2 separate regions of the Homo sapiens genome follow, and region 1 is linked to region 2. Evidence: read pairs that join two places in POLR2A ChIA-PET (ENCODE). Cell type or tissue: HepG2. All regions are shown on one strand. Each heading gives the region's core, and the rest is flanking DNA. Links, peaks and the distances in the headings are about the cores only. Region 1 overlaps ARID5B (AT-rich interaction domain 5B). Region 2 overlaps ARID5B (AT-rich interaction domain 5B).

Region 1 (8,000 bases), core at 1-8,000, 73 kb before region 2:
AACAGCAATGTGTTTATTATAGGAATCAGTCTCCTGCTCACTTATAAAATATTCTAAATATTCACTTATAAATATTCTAAATATTTATAAGATTATGAGTTTTGTCTTTTAAGTAGGGAGTTCTGCATATTGTTTTTGGCCAAAATGTAGCCTGCCTCCTTGAGCATGAGTTGAAGCCCAAGATGAGAAGCCCTTTTTTTTCCCCTCTGACCAAGATCTCATCTGCCATTTACTAGATTAGGCTACTTGAAGGGAAGGAAATGAGGGCCCCCTTCTTTTAATCCAGGACATTGTTAGGTATATCATAGGTGCTCCGTAGGTATGTTGGATGAATGGATGGATGATTAGACCTTAAATCTTGTACTTGGCAGCAACATAATGTAGTGGTAAGGGACTAAAAGTCTGGCAGACATAGACTAGCACTCTGGATCCCCAATCTCTAGCTTTATGCCCTTCGGCAAGTTGTAGAGTATCAGTTTTCTCATCTGTAAAATGGGTATAATAAATCTATCTGATAGGGATACTGTAGGATTTAATAACATATAGAATCCCAGGTGCTTATGGACATTTTTCTGGTGCCATAAAGCACTTGATACATGGTAGCATTATTAAACTCTTAAGCCTTAAATCAGGATATCCTAGACTTTAGTCATTTATAAAGCAACTTTATAGTTCTTGCCATACCAATAACACTGTTTTATTATTTACTTAATTTTTCTTTAAATTAATTGCTTTTTAATTTAAAGAACTTTAAGTAGGAAATTTTATATCATCACTGTAAATGGAAAACCTGTATCACTTGCTATAATTAATGGTGAAGGTAAATATATAATCCTTAAAATAAAAAATATGTTTATCCATGTACCACCTAACATTGACTTGGGTACCGCTAGTGTATACCACAGTTAAGTCATTTCCTTTGAGGCTTTTCTCTTGGGCAACAGCCTAACCTAGGTTATCGATAGCTTTGAGACCTTCTGAGACCATGCAAGCCTCGTGTCAACAACAAGCTAGAAAGGGTTGGAACCGGTTGCGCTGAATTAATCTATAGGCTCAGAAGTGTAACTGCCACACAGATGTGAAGTCTGAAAATAACCCACCGTGCACCTGCCCTTTTCGCGTGTCAGTTACAGTGTTAACTGAGCACCAGAGGATGAAATGCTGTAGGAACAGTAAAGGCATGAATCTTACCTTCCAGATGCTCAGACTCTTATCAGTGGTTTGATACCTAGCCCCTTGATTGGGCTTGGGGACCTCAGTGTCTCAATTCTGGGCAATTTCTTTCTTTCTTTCTTTCTTTTTTTTCTGAGATGGAGTTTCACTCTTGTTGCTCAAGCTGGAGTGCAATGGTGCAATCTCGGCTCACTGCAACCTCTGCCTCCCCGGTTCAAGTGATTCTCCTGCCTCAGCCTCCCAAGTAGCTGGGATTACAGGCACTCACCACCACACCTGAATAATTTTTTGTATTTTTAGTAGAAACAGGGTTTCACCGTGTTAGCCAGGCTGGTGTCAAACTCCTGACCTCAGGTGATCCGCCAGCCTAGGCCTCCCAAAGTGCTGGGATTACAGGCGTGAGCCATCGCACCCGGCCTTCTCGGCAATTTCTGAATACAGATCTTAGCAGGGTGAGGGAAACGGTAATTGTTATTACTACCAACTGGCCCCAAACAGTTATTGCATAACGTTGCACAACTGAGTCCTGGGTAAAATGAGCTTCTTCAGAAATTGCCTCGCCAAAGGTGATTTGCCAAGGTTGAATCCTTCGGATTGTCTGCATTGGAACAACCCCCTTGCCCAAGCACTGAGCTTAAGCTAGATAAAAGGAAATAAACACTGCTTTAAAAGGGAGTGCACTTTAGCAGCACACAAAAAACAAAGGTGAAGGCTCACATCTGTGTTGCATTGCATAATTGATAAAAGCTGAAGCACCATTAGAAACAGCCTCATCATCCATACTCCTCTCCTAATCATTTAAATATGTACAGCATGTTTTAGGATGCTTGTTAATGACTCTACGGGCACGTTGGTAGTCAGAACATTACATGTGGGTTTGAGAAATAGGCCTGGATCATTTGCCAGACAATCTAATTCTGACAGTGTAGTGAAGGCCATCTTCAATTTGACTGTGCTCCACTCTGTTATGCTGTGAAAGAAAAAGATAATTCAGCTGAGCATTCTGCCGTTGGCTAGAAACACCGCAGTTCTGAATACAAATATTATGCAGGTAAATGAATCATTAAAAGAATAGAGGCATAAAATATCTGACAGATGAACTCCTAAAGTTTGGACTAGAATAAATTTTCCCATATATGAGCAGTACCTTCATCCATCGACTAACAGTGTTAGTTATCCGTTAAGTCACCAAAAAGCATTTATGGTCTTAGAGTAAATGATTGGTAATTATGACTTACAAGGCTATAAATACATGGAGGGGATTTGGTGATATCATAATAAACCACGAAAGAAACTGCAGTGGTTTTTAATGTTAGTAGAAACTTAAGAAATATTTAGAGCCGTGTTCGCAGCCCTACAGTTGTTTTTTTTCTTTTTTCTGGGAGTGTGTGATTGGTGTTTTGTCAAAATGTGCAACTCTACCAATGGACTCAACTCAACTAATGTAAATTAGGGCCAATGAGAGTGTCCGACTGAGATTAGTCCTCAATTTGTATGACATGTGTCTCAACAAATAGAAAATATTCTTAAAGAAAAATAAGATATTCCCGCATGTCTCTCTTTTTTAGTTCCCTAATTTCTGATTCCTTTCTTCTGAATGAGTTTTCTGTAAGTTAAAAAAGACAACAGTGAAAGGCCCTGTTCCTCTCAGCTTCTTAACCCCAGTTTGCCTGGTTTATCTCCTGTTTTAGATTCTAAAAAGGAAAACATTAATCATGCTTAGCCCTGGACTTTGTTTCCCTACCTGTTACCTCCTGGTCTAATGGCAGAGATACTGAAAGGGGCACAGACCCACACCAGCCAACTGACCTAGCTCATAGCCACAGGAAGAGCGGCATGTCCCTGGGGCAGTGAGAGCGAGACTGCACCCAGAACCACTGTCTCATGACACCACCCCACATCTCAATTGAAGATCCAGATGGACAGCTGACCTATATGTCTCTCCCTGACTGGACCAGCTCGGCAGAGCATCCTAGATTTGAGTAAAGAGCAACACAATTCTTTGTAAAGCCATTGGCCCCACAGAAAGCTCCATGGAAAATGATACATGAGGGTGTTAGTGGGAGGTTGAGAACTGCTTGGTGCATTCTTGATTTCTGTGCCTGTGTCCTGATTTCAGGAGACTTCGGTCATCTTTGATTACTGTCATTACTCTAGCCCCTTCTGTGTGCAGTTACTATAGTTGTACCTAGTGTGTTCAAGGCACCGGGGAAGAAATGACCTGTGCCCCCAGTGTACCTACAGCCTTGGCATCATTAGCAACTCTCAGTTAAAGGAGCTTAACACAGAGACAGATGTGCCTGGTGTGAAAAACATTGCCAGGATCTGCCCCAGAGTGATTTTATTTTTGCAGGTTTCTGTGGTCCTCAAATCCCTTTTAGATTTGCACCTTTCTTGATTTTGAAGTCTGGGGTCAAATATAGAGATCAACTTGCTGGATAATCAGATGTAGTGGGGAGAGAATCAACACATTAGCAACTGTAGGGAATAGGCAGGCATCAGTCTAAATGGACACAAACCTCAGGGCCACGATAGCAGCCAGGGACCTCTTGTGTGTGTCAGGAGTTAACCCTTCAGTGTCTGGACTATAGGGTGTCCAGGAACTCCCAAGGGAAGACCAGAGATAGGGAGGAAGAGTCAGGGAGCACTAGGGAGAGGAGATGGGGCAGCAGCTATTTATTAACCTGCAGGGACGTCTCTCAGTATTTTAAACTGATGAGGCCATTCTAGTGCGTTCTAGCCCTTGCTGCAGTCCTGGTGTCAGTGTGTTAACCCAGGGGCAGGAATCTGTCTAGTTTCTGTTTGTAGCTTACTGAAATCCCACCCTATAATGCTTAACTGAATAGTGCTCTTCAAAATGCACCAACTAAAAATAGTTTCATCTGCAGTGTGAACATAGTTTCATATTTATACTAGCATCTGGCCTAAGGAATTGAATACTCCATTCTTTAAATAGCTTCACTCCAGCTCTGGAATACTCTGAGAAGAAAATCTCCCCCAATCAAACACCTTGTTTACATAGGCATGCTTAAATGCAAACAAGCTCCCTTTTTAAAATGCAGAAGAATATTAATTTGTGAGGCAATGGTGCTTTGGGGTAGTTTTTTGGTGAGTGAAAGTAAAGGGGTTAAGTAGAGAATGAATTTTTTAAATGTCTACTTAGTAAAAGATTTCTGAGATGCCTATTATGTTTTAAATTTTTCATTTTCCTAAATTTGATTCAAGAACACATTAATTGTACGTGTGAATTCGGAATTCCTTCTTTACCATCACATGTGAAGCCAGTTAGAATGAAGTTCTTGGGAAGAAAAATTTATGCTGCCGCTAATGCCCAACAATAATAGAAATATAAGCCTAGATATACTTTAACTTTTTCTACCAGCAAATGCTTTGGGGCCGGAAATCATTTGCCAGCATGCAATGAATGTACTTTTGTTAGTCTTAGGGGGATACTAATGGTTAGTCCCCATGAAGAAAAATGTGAAAATAACACACAAAAAGGTAAACATTGCGAATGGATGGCTAATGATTAGCTGTTACAGTCCAAAGGGGCAGGGTATTTTTTTTATAGTTTTATGACCCTTGGCCCAGCCTTTATTGAAAGAACATTGTATGTTCAGAGTTATATATTTCAAACGTACATCTCCTTTGAATATCCCTCTTTAAAGATAATAGGAAATTTTTCCATGTTCATTTTTATTTGTAGAGAGAGGAGGATTTTAAATGTATACTAGTTTTAACTCTGTATTAAAGAGGAGGAACGGTTATTTTTAAACATCCCATTCATGAACCCACAGAGTAAGATATAATAATATACCTTTACCCTCCACCCACCCCAGCCATCCTGAAAATGAGTGAATGTAGGGCAGTATGATTACTCTGTCATGTAGATGAGTTAGTATTCGGTACATTACTACCACAGTATAGTTATGATATGTCCCTCTCTGAAGTGAATGGTTTTTGTGCATATACGTCAATTCAGAAAAAAAATTTTTTTCTATTTAAAATAAAAATGGCTTTTTTGAGTTCCCAAGGGTTCTATTTTTACAACTTGCAAGAACTACTTTAGTAAATAAAAGAATGTCAGTAGAACACTGGCCACTAAAATGTTAACATATGGGTATATTTGAGGAGTAGTAACATAAAGGCAACTTTTCAGTCATTGATGTTAAAATTAGATTTGAGGCCATAATCTCAAAGAGGTAGGCCAGGGGTTGTTTTTCATGGTCTACGAAAATAAATGCTTTGGTTGAACTAAAGTTATGTGCATTATCTGGGAAACAATGAAATGTCTTAATTTAGACATCACTTTCATTTTTCACCAGTGGGACTTTTCTAGATGAAAATCTAATCCTGTTCTAAATCATCCTTTTAAAATGTTTTTCCCCATTACAAATGTAATATGTTTGTGTTGCAGAAAGTAAAGATATGCAAAAAGAAGAGATAAAAATCAGCCATAGTCCCACTATGCAGAGGCTTACCACTGTTAATGGTTTAATTCCAATTTACTATATTTTCTTTTTACTAAGATGTCACTGGTTGTATACAATGCGTCATTGATTTCACAACAGCTTTTGGGGAACAGGAAACCATTTCATCCTAAATATATGCATGATTTTAAGATATATACTGATTTCAGAAAGTTAAAAAGTGGTGAGGAGAGGCAGGGAGCACGTTTTAAAATTAGTTTTTAAAAGCCAGCTCTGGCCCTCCTCCCCCAAGAAGTCATCTTTCTCCCTGTGTTTCCAGCTCACAGTGAATGCTCTCCCTAGTCCAAGACTCCTAGAATTGTAAGGAATTGCAAAAATTCAATCTAATTTTATTTGCATCCATCACAGTAATTTTCCCATCGTTCTCTCAGTGATATTGAGATTACTTGCCTTACACAACTGTAGATTTTTTTTTTCACATGCTCTGAATTTTAGAAAATTCTTTGTTTTTACATGGACCAAATACCCTGGCTTTACCACATTTTCCCGTTGAGACTAGTTCCCTTAAGGCACCCCATAAGATGAGGGTATAAACTCTTATCCCACATGAAAGTCCTTCAGATACTTTAAAAGCAGTAATCTGTTGCTTTCAAGAGCTCCTGAAATCTTCCTGGTTCTTCTGACATCTCCTAATTTCTAGGTGAAACATCCCTGGTGCTTTCAACCTGGAGTATTCCTTAAAGTGCACCTTTGTCATGTGCTTCAGTTAATCAATGCCCATTTAAAAATACTGCCTGCAGACCATATATGTTGTGTAACCAATGTGGCATATTATAAGATCTATAACATTTTTTATCCTGGACCTATATTTCCATGAATTCTGCCCGCATTTTATTATTTCTCACTAGCAGTACTCTGTATATTGGCTCGTATAGAAATAATGGTTAGCTCAGAAAACCGGGCCTTTTTTTCCCCCAGAACGTATGTAAGATTGCATTTTCCGTTACTAGATTTAGCATTAATACTATCTTTAGGCCATTTTTTAGCCCTTTAAGAGCATTTTGCTCTTCACTCACATACATTTGGATTATATCTTCCAATGGTGTCATCTGCAAGTTTGAGAAGGCTTCTATAACTTTACTCAAGCAGCTGATTAAAACAAGCAAACACCAAACAAATATGAACCACTCTTATTTGGATGTTACCATATTTCTACTTTAAGATATATCTTCCTAACTTGACTCCAACCTAGTGTCTTACAGGAAGAAGCTTATCTTACCGGTCAATATTTGTATTATCCAGAGCTCTTAGTTCAAAGTAAATTTTTAATTGATCCATTGGCCGTTAGTGAATCATATATCTACCTTACTTATCTTCAGCCACCACCACAATTCTTTGTGTGTGAACACAGGGGAAATATGTGGTATGAGACAACACATCGAACCTGGCTGGCGATGGTTTGTTCACACAGTGTCATGCACCCTACAGCAAAAAAGTTCTTTTCTTGCATCCATATGCTTTGTTGTAGAATGACAAGTGGAGCTGGTTGATGGCTAAATGTGCATCTTTCAGCTAGATGATTTGTACTGTGTAGACAAACTGCCCAAACATTCAATTTTTCCCTTTCCAAGCAGATGTTTTGCTAGAATGTAGACACAGCCTCCAAAAATACCTTTCTGGCCTGTGAATGTTAATGTCTCTCTTATGTGTGTGCCATTTACAACAGAAAATATAATGCTGGCATTTTATTTCAACAGAATGTTGGAAGTACAGATCGATGTTGTAAAGGTAAGTTGTCCAGGCCCATGGAACAGTTCATATAACCTTTTGGTTTGGAAATGCTTGTCGCATTCTTGTAGATAACCATCTATTTGTACATTCTTATTTTTCTTGGTTTATTCAGTAAACACGTAAGGGCCTATTATGCCCAGGCTCCATTAAGCCTTGGATTTTTAGAAAAATTATTGAAAATGCGCATTTTCTTATTGTACGGCAAGTGGGTGGGGGTGGCTCATTTCATGAAAATTACCTAAGTAAGAATTTATAGGTCTATAAACACACCTAATCTAGTGTGCCACAATAATAATACATTTAACATGGCAAGTCAGCACACACACACATATTTATACACACACACACACACACACACACACAAACACAGTTTCACCAGGCAGTACTTACCCCTTACCGACAATGCCCTCTGACATTTTCTTTTCTATTATATCCTATTTCATTTTTTTAAAAACCCACCCGATTGGTTTTATAATCCTATTAATGGGCTACAAACCTACAGTTTAGAAAATACTAACATACACATAATCGTTTTTGCCTGATGTCTCTTTCTGGTTAAGCACACTATTTCCAAACTTAACTAAGTGTTTATGGATCCAAATTCGG
Region 2 (9,589 bases), core at 1,590-9,589:
AGTTCAAGGTTACAGTAAGTTTTGATCACACCACTGCACACTCCAGCCTCAGCAATAAAGTGAGACCCTGACTCTGTAAATAAATCAATGAAAACATGAACTATTTAATGTCAGGAACTATATTGTCTTCTCTGTGCTACCCCAACTGGACTAGCACAGTGTCAGACATCTGATGGCAGTTTAATATTTAGGCCGGGTGTGGTGAGTCACGCCTGTAATCCAGCATTTTGGGAGGCTGAGGCGGCAGATCACGAGGTCAAGAGTTTGAGACCAGCCTGGCCAACATGGTGAAACCCTGTCTCTACTAAGAATACAAAAATTAGCCGGGCGTGGTGATGGGCGCCTGTAATCCCAGCTGCTCGGGAGGCTGAGGCAGGAGAATCGCTTGAACCCAGGAGGTGGAGGTTGCAGTGAGCCAAGATCGTGCCACTGCACTCCAGCCTGGGTGACAGAGCAAGACTCCATCTCGGAAAATAAATAAATAATAAATAAATATTGGATCGGTGAATATTGGATGTTAGAAACAAAACCAGGACTTGGTTTGGCCAGGACAAATCAGAACCTTAAATGTTTCATCTTAAATGACTCCTTTCTTTCCTTTTCTCCTAAGTGACCTACCCTAACTTCTATATAGGTAGAATTTGGTCTCCTATTTTGCCACCTAGGGGCTTGCTTAAAGTGAGATTTGATTAATAGGAATGTTCTACTGAAAACGCGAGAGCAAAAGCCTTCAACCCTCTATGGGGCCCAACCTTCCTGAAAGATAAGTTTGTCTATACTGGGAACCCTACGACCAACAGGTTGCCATTCTTCTTGGCCTACCAGATTAAATTCTGTTCAATTTGTTTTCTATTTATTGAGTTCCTGCAATGTGCTGAGGCTTGTGTATGGTGATTTCTAGATACAGGGGATTCCAATGATTCCAATGAGCCTCGGGACTTAAGCATTGAATGGGGATTCTCCAAGCACATTTCAGAAACATTTAATGATTAATTTAGAGAATAAGGACACTTGGCATAGTCTCTCTCTCTCTCTGTCTGTCACTCTCTCGCGTGCACTGTCTCTCATCCTGTTGAGGCACACTTTACTTTGTGGTAATTTCCTTTCTTCAGTTTTTGCCTTGAGATTTAAAGTTGCCTGAAACACAGAATCAATTATCACCAAGATAAGTTCTTCCTTTTGACAACCCAGTTATTGCCTCTATATTGGAAGACTTGTCAGCATAGACAACAGTTCAGGCTCTAAGGAAGTATACCAGATGCCTTTTGTCAAATAAGTAGCTTTCCTGCACTTATCTTTCTTCCTGGGCTCTACAAGGTGCTTACCTCTGTGCTAAGGGCCCAGGTGTTTCCAAAATGTCAGTAACTCTCCAACCAGCAAACTGCTGGTCTCTTGAAATGCTTGAAATGATGTATTAATATTACTTCCACGTGTCCGTGCATATAATAGTGATAATAATGGTATTCACCATTTATTAGTGTCTTCAGTGTGCCAAATAATGTGCAAGCCATGTTGTCTAATGTTACCTCATTGATACTCCTTACCCATCATAATCTTTCAAGATGGGCATATAATTCTCTTGACGAACGGTTAAATTCAGCCCGGAGAGAGATGATGACTTGCCCGAGGTCATATAGTTGCCTTATGTATAAAGTGAATACAGAGTTGCCTGCTCTCAAAGCCCGTGCCCTCTCTACTTTCTTATGAAACTTGGGTCTCCAACAGCAATTTTGCCAACTTCACCAGTGCTGTGATGATGGAAGGAAAGATGACATATCTTTTTTCAGAAGGAAACTCAAGGGGCCATTTTAAATGGAGCGGATGGTTTTGCATGAGGCTATGTTTAATTTCGGGATGTCGTCCTTTTCTGGTGAAGATAATCAGACGTAATGTCATCTGCAACCTCTCTGTGTGCATGATTTCATAAAACTGGTATAGCAGTTTATTATTATAAAATTAGTATAGCATAGAACAAACCTGGGATGCAAGCCAGATGAAATAGACAATGAATAGTTATATAAGGTTTTGGAAGCACATGTAGTAGAACACAAGCTCACTGTATTTTCTTCTCAATTGTCTGCTGTTTGTTAATGTTTCCTTTTCAACATGATTGCATCTCAGTTTAATAGCACTTGCCATCTCAGGCTTTATGGTGCCAGGCCTGACATAGTTACATCCCCTCTGTGCTAAAAATATTGCATGTATATATTTAACCGCAGCTGACATGTTTAGCTAATGGGTTACTCAGGAGCTATGCGCTTATATAATTAAGTGATATATGTAATTTTGTGTTAACACATTTGCCATGTGTGTTTCCCTGGTGATTGCAACGCTTTATTCTGTGTAAAGTGTGACATTTTAATTCCCGCTGAACAATTTCCTACCTTGATTTGCCTTGTTTTTGTGGCAGGGGATTATTTTGCAATCAAGATAAAAGCATTATTTATGAAATTTCTAGGCTATCCCATTACTGGGAACTTTGAACTGCAGATCAATCTCCTATTTTATTGATCTTTGTTAAAAATCTTTATTGGAATTTAAATGTAATCTCTACATTACAGATTTGCTCAGACTTTCATCGGTAGGCACATTTTTTTAGGCAGCTCTGCAGAGATGGGGTTCCTTAAAAAAGGAATCCTCACCAGGCAGTCTGCCATCTTCCCCAGGGAAATTTTTTCTCCTAGGTGTTGCTGACTTTTTCTTGTTGTAGGGGCTCTCTAGGAGAGCCAGTAGCCCGGTGGGCTTGAGAGTCTTGGCAAAACAGGTGAGATCTGTGTGTCCACAGACAAGGTGGGTTTCTGTTAGGTATTTAGGTGTTTGACAATAGCTGGGTCTCAGAGTTACACAGTGGGCATTACAATGTGGGTGTATATGTCTTCCCCTTATTAATGGTGATGGTGACCTAGGGAAGGTGCTGGAGATAGGAAGGTGAACCATCAAGGATAGCCTAGCCACCTGGCCCTCTTTAGCGGCATTTATGTTCTCCAGTGGGATGAGCAGTCAGTGCAGTTTAACAAACATTTACCAGACTCTACTAAGTAGTACCAGACACTGATTTCAAAACATGACACAGAGGGAGGCATTTGTTTAGTAAACGTTTATTGAACACCTACTATAATGATGCTACAGTGATCAAGACCAACATAATCTCTTTAGACTGTGGTAAGGTACACTAACCAGATGATTTCAGTACAGGGTGCCAGGTGCCAGGATCAAAGCATGCTTGTTTTTTGCATTTTTTCAAATTTGTTATTAATTATTTTAAGACGGAGTCTCACTCATTGCCCAGGCTGGAGTGCAGTGGCACAGTCTTAGCTCACTGCAACCTCCACCTCATGGGTTTAAGTGATTCTCCTGTCCCAGCCTCCCGAGTAGCTGCGATCACAGGCGTCTGCCACCATGCCCAGCTAATTTTTGTATTTTTTAGTAGGGACGGGGTTTCACCATGTTGGCCAGGCTGGTCTCAGTGTGAGCCACCACGACCAACCCAAAGCATACTTTGTACAGGTATTGACAAGGGTTTTCTCACCCAGCTGGAGATGAGGGAGAGTAAGGAAGCTTTTTGTTTTGTTTTGTTTTGTTTTGGCTGGGGGTGGAGACAGAGTCTCGATCTTGTCACCCAGGCTGGAGTGCAGTGGCACGATCTCGGCTCACTTCATGTTCTGCCTCCCACGGTCAAGCAATTCTCCTGCCTCAGCCTCCCAAGTAGGTGGGATTACAGGCGCCCGCCACCATGCCCATGTAATTTTTGTGTTTTTAGTAGAGACGCGGTTTCACTGTGTTGGCCAGGCTGGTCTTGAACTCCTGACCTGAGGTGATCCACCCACCTCAGCCTCCCAAAGTGCTGGGATTACGGGCGCGAGCCACTGCACCTGGCCAAGGAAGCTTTTAAGCGAGGAGTTAGGGCAGGAGGGAGAAAAGCTAAAAAAGAAAAGGTATCGATGTCAGAGGAAGCCCAGGAACAAAGGCACACAGGTATAAAGCTGTGTAATGTGCTTGGGACCTCTGAGGCATGAGTTACTGCTAGAAGGTGAGGACGATGCTCCCTAGCACAGTGGCCTGTGGTCCATTTCTTCTTGATCCCAGAGGTCCTGAGTTCCCAAAGCCCTTCCTCACCCCCAGGAGGGCTCCTTTGTTTTTTCAGCCCAGCCTAGCAAGCAGGTGGCGGTTGTTGACGCCCAATGCCAGAGCACTTTCCTGATGGCTTTGCAAGTGTTTTGCTGCTAGTACCTCACATTTGGGTCTGAGCAAACAGCTGGGAGTATGGTGCACAGAAGTCCTGCCAGAAGGACCTGCGCTTCATGCACTCCAAGTGAGCTTTCTTGCTTGTATGTTTTGGCATATGAACACAGTGGGAATGTCCTTGTCAGCTCCCATTTGACTTTATTAATTACAGTTCCTTGGAAAGTGTGTTTCAGTAACATGGTCTTGGGATGACAGGGCTCACCCTGCAGAGACCCAAATGGAGGTATTCAGGGCCCATTGAAAAACCATCTGCTGCCAAGGCTCTGCTGCTGATCTCATGCAACAGAAACCAGAGTCTGTCGCAGCTCTGCTACTCACTGGGTGACTCTGGGCGAGTGGCAGGCTCTCTGGTCCTGTCTTTTCTGATGTGGAGAATGACTAGCTGGTGCCCGAGGTTTTCCTAAAGCTATGGAATTCCATCATTTTATAAATGACTCCAATGACGAATCCTACTGGCATAACATCTATGGTTTCACCAACTCTTAGCAGTGATCTTTGGTTCCAGATTCATGTGAAAAGCCAAGAACCGCTTTCCACAATTTGTCTTGTCATGACTCTCCGGCTCCATATTTTAAGAAGCAGTCTACACTAGCCCTTGAATCTAGACTCTAATTTTTTAAGATACAAAGGAAATCATTAAGCCCCAGAATATTAGTAGAATATACGGCAATATGGATCAAGTAATCCAAAGTATTAGCAATGTTGCAAGAGGCTGTCACCTAGCAGCTCTGTATTATGTTTCCAGGCCCTCCCCCACTCATTTCCCTGAGCCCCGAGGCTGTGGTTAATAACGTCAAAAGAATGTTTTAAAATTGCCCTTCTGTTGATTCCAGAGAGTTAGGGCCCTCACATGGTTAGAGTCCTGGGCTAAGAGTCAAATTCTAAATTTAATTCCAGCCTCTATGAACATCTTAGTCCCATATTTCCTCACCATTTAGAGATGTTTCAGTTTTCCCATCTGCGAAATCGGCATAAGATGCCTTGCTCCACAGAAATACTTGTCAACAGCTTTGCCGTACACAAAGATTGGCATTGTATTGGGGCAAAATATCATTTTTCATTCCATAATAGGAATTAAACAAAAGCCCTTTGAGAACGCACCTTGTGTAAACGCCCTGTGCTTAAAAGCCTGTGAATTTCAGAGGTCAGCAAAAACCGCCCCCCTTCTTTATTATTTTTCTTAAAGCTAAACAAGGGTAACTAGGGAATTCATTTTGGAATATAAAGACATGAAAGAAAGGGTATTTCAGCTTGCACAATAGTACAAAGAAGAACAAGAGTTGTCATGTTTTGCTAAAGAACTCCCAGCTGTTTAATTTTATAGTAAAATTACTTTAAGAACTTTGCTAATTCAAAGACAAAATCAAACAACTGTTGTTGCAAAACTGAACTTCCACATTTGAGTGGAAAAGCCAATTTGAGATTAATCTGCCCCTAAAATCATATTATAAAAATACAGAGCATTTCTGTAATGCTGGTTGGAGGAGTGGCTTTTATCTGAAGAGAAGACACATAAAAGAGAAAAATGGTACATTTACTGGTAGTAAGATTTAAAAAAGTAGTTTATGTTCTCATGTACTTTGCCCTGACTTCTCCCCCAGCTTTCTCTTAAGCTCTTCAGTCTGTTTTAATACCAGGTTTGTTTGCTTTCTGGGGATGGGCCTGTTAGGCAGGAAATTGTTGAAAGGCATACAGCAGAAATTTTAAATGGTGTTTTTAAAAGATAAATACCCAATTGGGTAACTGACTATTAAATTTGGAGTTCAGAATTTTTTAAAATTTTATTTTTAGACAATATAGAAAGATAAATTCTGTACCTATACTTGGTTCTATAAGTCCCACATGTTGCCTATTGTCAGAAACAAACTGTTCCTTATTTAAAAAAAAAAAAAGAAAAGAAAAAAAGCCAGTTTTTCTTCCATATTAGGGAATTATTCAGACTTCTTTCCTTGGTTCCTATAATTCCAAACCAGTTGGAACATCAGTCTATTTTTGGTTTAAAGGAGCTTTTAAAATGTGAGCATGATTTTTTTAAGTTTCTAAATCTCATAAAAATCAATTTGCCACATATATAGCAGCTATGGTTGTAAATATAGTGAAGTCATTGTATTGCAGAAAGACAAAGTTCTAATTTCCATATTACAAACCCCACCTACCCCACCTTGTCCAATCTCCACATAAGAGGGCTGAAAATGTAAATTCTAAAACATATAAAACAACATAAGGTTGTCATTTGTGGCTGTTTCTATCCAAGATGAATGTTGTCACCTGTATTGGAGTAAACTCTTTTGTTAGTTTCTGCGGGTTTTTTTGGTCGTCCCACCGCATCCCATCGACTCACCACGAGAGGGCAATGGAGCGTTTGCTTTCAGCTAACAAAGCTAGAAATGGTTTTAATATCAGCTAAGTGTTTGAACTTGTTAAGGATTTATTTCTCCACCTTCCGATTGCCATACATGCAGCCTCCGAGTTTCCACTAACAGCGAATAATGATCCAAATAAAGTTATTCTGAGGGAAAATATAGACAGACTGGTGCAGACAAGAGCTTTTGCCCAAATAAGGATCCCTTTTGTGCAGACCCCATGTGTTAGATAACCATCAACTGACAGTTGCTCATGAGTTAATAATGTTGGATGCTGAAATATGCATACCATGTGCTATAAAAGAGTTTGGAGGACAAAGACAAATACTTCTATAGTTAGATATCAGAAACATACCAGAGGTGTGCAGATTGCTTCGTGGTACATAGGTTGAAACCGCCCAATCATTTCATCAAAATTAGTACAATATAAGTATGATACAGTAGAATGTATGATATTGATTGCATGTTTCATTGATGTTGCAGAAATTTTGGTCTAAGCCTTTCTGCATGTTACTGCCTTAAATGCTACAGCAACTACTGCCTTCTAAGAAAAGAAAATATTTCCTAAGCTTCTTTCTATAGCCACCATTGTTGCTCTTTTATTTTTACCATAGGAACCCATTTTACCATGTGTGTGCAGCCTTTTGATTGGCATGTAGTGTTTGGAGGGCTGTTAATGTCTAGTTAGGTTTCTGTGTTGCTGCTGCCACAGGAATCAAAAAGTGAGGAGGTGGAGGGAATCAGCTTTGATTTTGGCTACTATAACAAGTTGTTTGGGAGGATGGGACACAGGGCAAACTGAGCACCGGGCAGCCGCCTTCTCAGTGATGCCTGATGGTTTTTTGGTGCTAAGAATGATTGCGGAAAGAATGTTTCTCCTCCCTGCCCCCAGAGTTCAAACCTTTTTGTTCTGTTCAACTTTTCTGGGCTTATTGGAATGCCAGTCTTCAATGAATAATCTCATATTTTGTCATAAATGGGACCTGAAGCAGGTTGGCAAAGCCAATGAGGCTATGCCCCTGCATTTAGGCCTGACTGTAACTGACCTCTCTATTTATTCTCAGATGAAATGTCCAAAAAGTCAGACCATTAACTTACTCAATAGTTGGAGATTAAGAAGTGTCTACTTCCAAGCAACTAAAATCACTCCAGCTCCATTTTCTCCTATTCAGTTTGTACTGGATGATGAAAATGGCTTACATTATACCCGACCCATATTGACAGCAGGAGAGAACAAGTCATGAAATAAATAATTAGCTAGTTCCTTCCCCTCTCTCTCTCCATTCTCACTCTCTCTCTCTTTCTGTCTCTTCTCCAGTCTGTTGTCAAAGCTTAACATTTACTTTGACATCTTAGTTAAGAAAGTTAATGAAATAACATCTTCATCAGGGCCATTTAGTAGCCTTGAGTCAATGATTACCAGATTTGAATTTTACAGAAGGGAGACCTCAGCTTAAGAAAAATTTTTAGATACTATTATAACATTATATATATATATATGTGTGTAATGTGTATATATAACTATATATAACGTTTTTACATGACTACCCTCCATAACAGTGAATAAAATCTTAAATGTATTGAAACATTGAATCGTGACTTTTGCTGATTATTCTAGCTTCAGATGTTAATCTTGTTCTGTCTGCTCCTTAACACATATTTCCAAGAACATATCTATAATCATAACATTGAATTATTGACTAAACCAGCATCGCCCAAGAGAAAGATAATGTGAGCCACATGTAATTTAAAATATTCTAGTAACCACATTTTAAAAGGTAAAAAGAAACATGTGGAGTTAATTTTAATAATATATTTTATTTAACCCAGTATATTCAAAATATTATCATTTCAATATGCAATCAATATAAAATGTTATTAATGAGATATTTTACTTTTATTTTGTATTAAGTCTTGGAGATCCAGTGTGTATTTTACACTGCGGCACATCTCAATTTGGACTTGACATATAGTATTTCAGATACTCAAGGGACACGTGGCTAGCGGTGACTGTATCAGACACAGCAATTCTAAATAGTCATAGAAATGTTTTATCTTACAGTGAAAAATGTAAAGAAGCTGTAACCTCTTCTGGGTTCATTGTTAGCTTTACATTAGGGTTTCTGATGGTATCTGTGTGCTGTTTCTCTATAGTGTAACAAACCCTCCCTCCAATTGAGTGATCACTCTAGCTTGCCCCACGGCTTATAATCTGCCCTTAGTTAACATGTCACCAGGTATTATCAACCTTGTTGCTGCCTCTCCACGCCCACTCCAGGCCCCAAAGCTCTTCTCATTCTGTACCCTCACCCCACCCTGCTCCAAGACACACGCTCTTCTATACAATCTGTGAGTTTGCATGAGGTTCTTGGTACCACAGAAGAGTTTTTAAAGTCATTTTCCAGTATCTTGGCTCCGGTACCTGCACAAACAAATGAAGCTCAGAGACCACTGAGGTACTTAGTTGGGGATGGTGCTGGTGCCCTCATAGGGAGGAAGGGTGAGAGGGATTTGCCTGAACAAAGAAAAATGTCTCCGAATCTCAGACAACCAAAAATAGTCATCTTTTTACTTTTAAGTAAAAGACTATCCTACTATTCACATTATTCTTTCTGAAAGGTATAAAAGCACAAAGTGAGTGAAAAGCCCCCTTTCTGTACAAATTCCTTTTTGGATCTTTTTAAAAGAATTGGGAGCCTATCACTTGATAACTGTTTCTTATGTGTATGTCTTTTAAATATTAAAATGTATCCCATGACATACTCATCCAAGTATGTCATAAGTTAAATATCTCCATGTTAATCCACATACACACCAAAACAAAAACAAAAACAATCCATCTCTTTTACTTATTTCCAAGTGGGGAATGTTTTCTGTAGAGAGGTAGCAAATCAGTTATCCTCAATGATGAAATGGAATATCTCATTTCCAAACCTGGAGAAATGGCTGAACAAGAATGTCCTGTTTATAAATGAGTTTAA

The links. ChIA-PET counts read pairs that join two places held together with the same protein. Peaks named below come from ENCODE experiments on the same cell type or tissue, not always from the same donor. Only the 100,000 strongest peaks of a DNase experiment are listed, where the experiment ranks them.
Region 1: POLR2A ChIA-PET joins it to region 2 with 16 read pairs; 7 of 35 experiments call an interaction of 5 or more read pairs at or near these places.

The regions. Positions count from the first base shown.
Region 1 is chr10:61,960,458-61,968,457 of GRCh38, forward strand. The region is part of intron 3 of ARID5B (AT-rich interaction domain 5B); the gene reads left to right. Among named protein-coding and RNA genes, the nearest start is that of ARID5B, 63 kb to the left of the region's middle. In HepG2, for the core only: no CTCF peak of the experiment used is centred there; DNase peaks (open chromatin) are centred at 3,914, 4,154 and 4,674; H3K4me3 peaks cover 939 bases.
Region 2 is chr10:62,032,247-62,041,835 of GRCh38, forward strand. The region is part of intron 4 of ARID5B (AT-rich interaction domain 5B); the gene reads left to right. Among named protein-coding and RNA genes, the nearest start is that of ARID5B, 140 kb to the left of the region's middle. RefSeq lists an enhancer at 8,933-8,992. In HepG2, for the core only: a CTCF peak has its summit at 6,598 (motif pointing right); DNase peaks (open chromatin) are centred at 5,385, 5,865 and 6,605; H3K4me3 peaks cover 1,344 bases.